Regions from separate parts of the Homo sapiens genome. Here region 1 is linked to region 2. A link is an interaction called in ENCODE POLR2A ChIA-PET data of the cell type or tissue named here. Cell type or tissue: Caco-2. All regions are shown on one strand. Links, peaks and the distances in the headings refer to the core of each region. The heading gives the core; the rest is flanking DNA.

The links. Peaks named below come from ENCODE experiments on the same cell type or tissue, not always from the same donor. Only the 100,000 strongest peaks of a DNase experiment are listed, where the experiment ranks them.
Region 1: POLR2A ChIA-PET joins it to region 2 with 5 read pairs; 1 of 35 experiments calls an interaction of 5 or more read pairs at or near these places.

Annotation. Positions count from the first base shown.
Region 1 is chr7:134,996,297-134,999,217 of GRCh38, reverse strand. The region is part of intron 4 of AGBL3 (AGBL carboxypeptidase 3); the gene reads right to left. Among named protein-coding and RNA genes, the nearest start is that of AGBL3, 11 kb to the right of the region's middle. RefSeq lists an enhancer at 2,828-2,897. In Caco-2, for the core only: no CTCF peak of the experiment used is centred there; a DNase peak (open chromatin) is centred at 1,487.
Region 2 is chr7:135,518,002-135,520,922 of GRCh38, reverse strand. No RefSeq gene overlaps it. Among named protein-coding and RNA genes, the nearest start is that of CNOT4, 9.4 kb to the right of the region's middle. In Caco-2, for the core only: no CTCF peak of the experiment used is centred there; a DNase peak (open chromatin) is centred at 1,342.

The DNA of each region.
Region 1 (2,921 bases), core at 167-2,666, 520 kb after region 2:
TTAGAATACTGTAAAAGGACTGAAACAGAAGATACTGTGGCAATTTGGACCATCAAGTTATATTTCTTCAGACCAAGAAACACACTTTACAGCCCATAGTGTCTAATGATGGGCAAAAAGATATCACATCAAAATGGACTAGTGGTTTACTAGAGAATTGGAAAAGGTAATTGAAACTTTTTTTTTTGTCTAAAATAGGGGGTGATAAAGGCAGGAAGGGCTGACATATATACCTTCATGTGTATGCACATTCAACATGAGGGGGACAAGAGTGGGTCCCCACTTGACAAATTCTTTTATGGTGGATCTGGAGAAGGGATAGAGGAGGACACTGGTACAAACTACAAAATGATTTCTCCAGTCACCTCAACTTTTCTTTTTTTTTCCAGCCTGGGGCAGTGGTTGGAGACTGCAGGTGCTAGAAACAGGAATCATTCTTAAGCAAGAAACTTACCTTTCAACCTTTATGTCGGAATTGCTATGGGCCTAACGGGGTGGACTGTGTCTTCACCCCACCTGGCAAAATTCAGATTGATAGTGAATGCAGCTGTATTTCCTGGTGGTCAAGATAGCCCACTAGTTCTGTACCTATATATCCTTACTCTAAATAAAAGGGAATGAGCTGAAAGGAAGCACGAGCTAGACTGGTATTACTGCTGGCAATCTAGACCAGGACAGTGGCTAAGCCTAACAACTCTTCCAAAGGTGAAAACGTTTGGGTAAAAAATTATGACAAGTGAAAAATAGGAGAAATAGCCAAGGCACAGGAATAAATAAATGAAATAGGTAATGAGGAAAATCTAGTATTACACTGGTGTTTTGAGAGAGGCTCAGAGCAAGAGACTGTAGTCTCTTAGCTTAATTATCCTAGATGCCCAAAAAGGTAAAGTCAGTTTTCTAAGACTAGCCTTACTCTTAGAAGCTGAAAAGGTTGAATGGAAGCCTGCAAACTTGAGTGGCATTGCTCTGGGAGACATTCTGGTCATAAGATATAATGATGAACTGGACCAATTAATTGTTAATGACAGAGGTAATGAGCCATTATCTTTTGATTCTTATTTTTCAGGTTACATCTACTACAATACTGCAGATACAGTATAACATTGGTATTGCTGGTATGATTCCTCTCCCTTAGGTAAGTCAGTCATATGATGATGATCAAATGTATTGGAAAATTGAATCACGGCCTCCTTGGTATGTAATATCAATGAAAAATGGGCTGAGTAAGAACTGGATCTACTTAATTATGAGTTAATTTCTATGCTGAATATTTATGTACAAGTTTGTTAAAATGTATAAATAGCAGAATATTAAAATAGGAGATAATTATACTAGTTACAAACTAGGCTCTTTGTTAAAGAGAGCCTAGGCCAAGGGACAGTGGGTAGCCTGTGTGTAAATGATTAACTCAGCAGGCCTTGGTTGTCCAAACCTTGCACATTGTAAAGGTTTGGACCTTGCTAAACTCTTGGGAGATAGCCTCTGATGCCTTGGAATACCTTGCCTCATTAAGAGTATCTTTGTCTACCTGGGACCTTGGGCTATGTCAGATAGTAGTTTATGCTAACAATTGATTTATTGTGGTGGTGGTGGTGGTAGAGGCCTTGGACACACAGTATCAATTTTGACCCCTGGAAAGGCCAGAGACTAAGTAACTAAGGTCAGCCATGTGGGCACTGAATGTAAATATAACCAACCTGCAATAGAAACCAGTGACATCAAAGCTAGATGAGCTTCCCTGATTTGCAGCACTTCATATTATCTCACATTATGGCTGGGAGAATTAAGTGCTGTTTCTAAGACTCCACAGGGAGAGAACAACTGGAAGCTTGTGCTAGGTCTCATCTGGACCCTGCCGCATAGCAAGTGTCCCCAACCCTGAGGCCATGGACCAGTACTGGTCTATGGCCTGTGAGGAACCAGGCCACACAGCAGCAGGTGAGCAGTGGGCGAACGACCATTACCACCTGAGCTTTGTCTCCTGTCAGATCAGCAGCAACATTAGATTCTCATAAGAGCACAAGCCCTATTGTGAACTGTGCATGCAAGGGATCTAGGTTGTGTGTGCTCCTCATGAGAATCTAACTAATGCCTGATGCTCTGAGGTGGAACAGTTTCATCCCAAAACCATCCCCCAACATCTACAGAAAAATTATCTTCCCCGAAACTGGTCCCTGGTGCCGAAAAGTTTGGGGACCACTGCTATACGCCATTTACCTTTGCTGATTTTAATCTGTGTCCTTTCAGGGACATAATAAACCATAACCATGAGTATAATGGCTTCTCTGAATTCTGCAAGTCTTTGTAGCAAATTATTGAATATGAGTTGTCTTGAGGACCCCTGACCACACTCATAAACTATTTGCTTTTATGACAATAAATTGATGCAACTCTTTTTGGAGGAAAATTTGACAGTATCCTTATACCAGAAATTATGGGAATGTACCCCCAAAATATGTACGTATATATGCATTAGGCCACACATAAAAGGATATTTATGCAGTTCTGTTTGTCAGAGCCAATGACTGGAAACCCCTTAAATTCATTAATAAGGTACCAGTTAAAGAAATTCTGATTCATCCATTTAATGAAATCTGATGTACCAGTTTATAAAAAAGGAGACTAATATATATAAACTGATATGGAAAGTCTTTCAAGATAGATGACTGTGTAAGACAGAGTTAATTTATAGCTGGACTGGAAAAGCTCTATTTTTACCTCTGGGGAATTCTGGCTGTCCAGCTTTGACTCTTGGCCAAGATAAGAACAGTAAGATTAATGATGTGCTGTTTACTGTCTGAAACTCCCCCTGAGAGTTTCATGTCCCCCGCATGGCCAGTTTGTTTACTGATGGTTTTCATTTGGCAGAATCAGGAAGACAGCCTGGCTTGATGTCATGACTACAGGGGTCTAAAAACCCA
Region 2 (2,921 bases), core at 90-2,589:
GCTACTCATTTTCAGCTGCTCCCCTTAGACTAGCAAATGGCCCCTGGGTAAAAGCAGTAGTATATTTAAAGATAATATTTAACAAGGAGGGAGATCTTTATCTTTGGCTGCCAGAGGATTCTTTACCTTCGGCAATTGGCAGAAGGCAGCCTTGTCTCTCAGATGCCTTTTTTGGATGACCAAATGCCCCTTGAATGGAAATAGCTTCAATTCACTTACTTAAGCTCCAACTTTTTCTCATTTCAAGGTTGACTATATTTTTATGTCTTTTTTTTTTCTTTCTTTCTTTCTTTTTTTGAGATGGTATCTTGCACTGGCATCCAGGCTGGAGTGCAGTGGCCCGATCTCAGCTCACTGCAAGCTCCACCTCCTGGGTTCATGCCATTCTCCGGCCTCAGCCTCCCGATTAGCTGGGACTATAGGCGCCCGCCACCATGCCAGGCTAAATTTTTGTACTTTTAGTAGAGATGGGGGTTTCACCGTGTTAGCCAGGATGGTCTCGATCTCCTGACCTCGTGATCCGCCCGCCTCGGCCTCCCAAAGTGCTGGGATTACAGGCCTGAGCCACCGCGCCTGGCTATTTTTATGTCTTTTATGCTTTTTAGCAAATGCTTCTGGTATTTATCAAATCTCTTGTTAGTTATCTTTAATGAAAGGATAAAGGACTTATCTTTAATGACCTTCAAGAGCCAGAAAGTGAAGACAAATCTGGATGGTACTGGAAATTCATTCGTTTCTTTTTCATTACTGTGGTACATTAATTAGTGTTCAGTAAATATTCACTCATTTCTCTCACCCTCCAGGAGAGGACTCTATTTCCCAATTATTATAATGTTGAACTTGGCCAGGTAACATGCCTTGACTACTGAAATGTTACCAAATGTGGTGTAAAGAGAGGCTTAAAATATGTTTGCAAGGCTGGGCGCGGTGGCTCATGCCTGTAATTCCAGCACTTTTGGGAGACCAAGGCAGGTGGATGGCTTGAGCTCAGGAGTTTGAGACCAGCCCGGCCAGTATGGTGAAACCCCATCTCTACTAAAAATACAAAAATTAGCCAGACATAGTGGCAAGTGCCTGTAGTCCCAGCTACTTCAGAGGCCGAGGCAGGAGAATCGCTTGAACCCGGGAGGCAGAGGTTGCAGTGAGCCGAGATCATGCCACTGCACTCCAGCCTGTGCGGCAGAGCGAAACTCCATCTCAGGAAAAAAAAAAAAAAAAAAAGTTTGCATATTTGGGCTTGCCTTTCTGCACCTCTGCCATTGCCATGAGAAGAGCTTTCCTCAGGAAGCTGCTGCCTCTTGACCTTGGGCCCCAGAATGAACAGAGATGAAAGCAATCCTGAGCCTAACCCACAGAGAGGAGCCAATCCCAGCTGGACTTACAGCTTGAAGCAGAGTTGCTGAGATGAACCTAGCTTAGATCCATTGACCCTCAGCTGACCTGCAGTTGGAGAAAATAACTGACTATGCTTTAAGCCATTATATCTTGGGGGTAGTTATTACACAGCACTTTTGTGGCAATAGCTAATCAGACAAGTAGCCTAGCAAGAACCTGCTTCAGCAGGTCTGAGAAAAGGAATATTATCAGAATCTGAACTCCAGGAGCTGCTCCTTTCTAACAAGGTTATTCCCAACCAGGAAGTTCTCATTGTTATATAATTGCCTACTCCCTATTTCCCATTCTCAGTAAGTAGGTAAAACATCACAGGAGTGCAGTCTATCACCTGGAATCGCCCCTTTTTTGGGAGGGGAGTATACCTAGCCTATTTATGGAAGTTGTGTCTCTGTGGGATAATAGGGAATAATGCTTTGCTGCATCTCTGCCAGTATTTTTTCCCCACTAAATCTTATTTTACATTTACACTATGCAGCATTTGTGGTGTGTGTTCTTCTGCCCCCTTCGCATAATAAGAGAGAAGTTTGGTCAGAATCACCTTGCATGCTCTTTATTACTGGAAGCCACAAATCCCAATGACTCTGTAAACACTCCTTACCAAGTTTTAACAAGTCTTACTATTTAGTCATGTGCATTTTTCATATGGTTTTGTATTCTTGTGGCTGATATATAGGAATACTGCTGGTTTTTGTATGTTTATATTATGAACTGAATTGCTTTTAGTTTTTGTTATTTATTCATATATTTTCCATACTGACAATCATTATAACTGAATATAGTGAGTTTTTTCTTTCTTTCTAGTTTATATATGTCTTATTTCTTTTTTATGTCTTTTTGCATTGGCTAGCCCCTCTAGTATGATGTTAAATAGTAATCATGATAGTAGTGAGTATCCTTGTCATGTTTTAAAGCAAATGCTTTTAAAATTCTGCTATGAAGTGGCTGGATGTGTTGGCTCACATCTGTAATTCCAGCACTTAGACAGGCCGAGGTGGGCGGATCACTTGAGGTCAGGAGTTCGAGAGCAGCCTGGCCAACATGGTGAAACCCCTTCTTTACTAAAAATACTAAAATTAGCTGGGTGTGGTGGCATGCGCCTGTAATTCCAGCTACTCAGGAGGCTGAGGCACAAGAATCGCTTGAACGTAGGAGGCAGAGCAGAGGCTGCAGTGAGCCGAGATCGCACCACTGCACTCCAACCTGGGTGACACAGCGAGACCCTGTCTCTAAATAAATAAATACATACATTCATAAATAAATCAAACAATTCTATTAAGTGTTATGCCTGGCTAATTTTTTTTTTTTTTTTTGAGATGGAGTCTCGCTCTGTCACCCAGGCTGGAGTGCAGTGGCGTGGTCTCAGCTCACTGCCAGGGTTCACGCCATTCTCCTGCCTCAGCCTCCCAAGTAGCTGGGACTACAGGTGTCCGCCACCATGCCCATGCCTGGCTAATTTTTTATAATTTTTGTAGAGATGGGGTTTCATCATGTTGCCCAGGCTGGTCTCGAACTCCTGAGCTCAACTG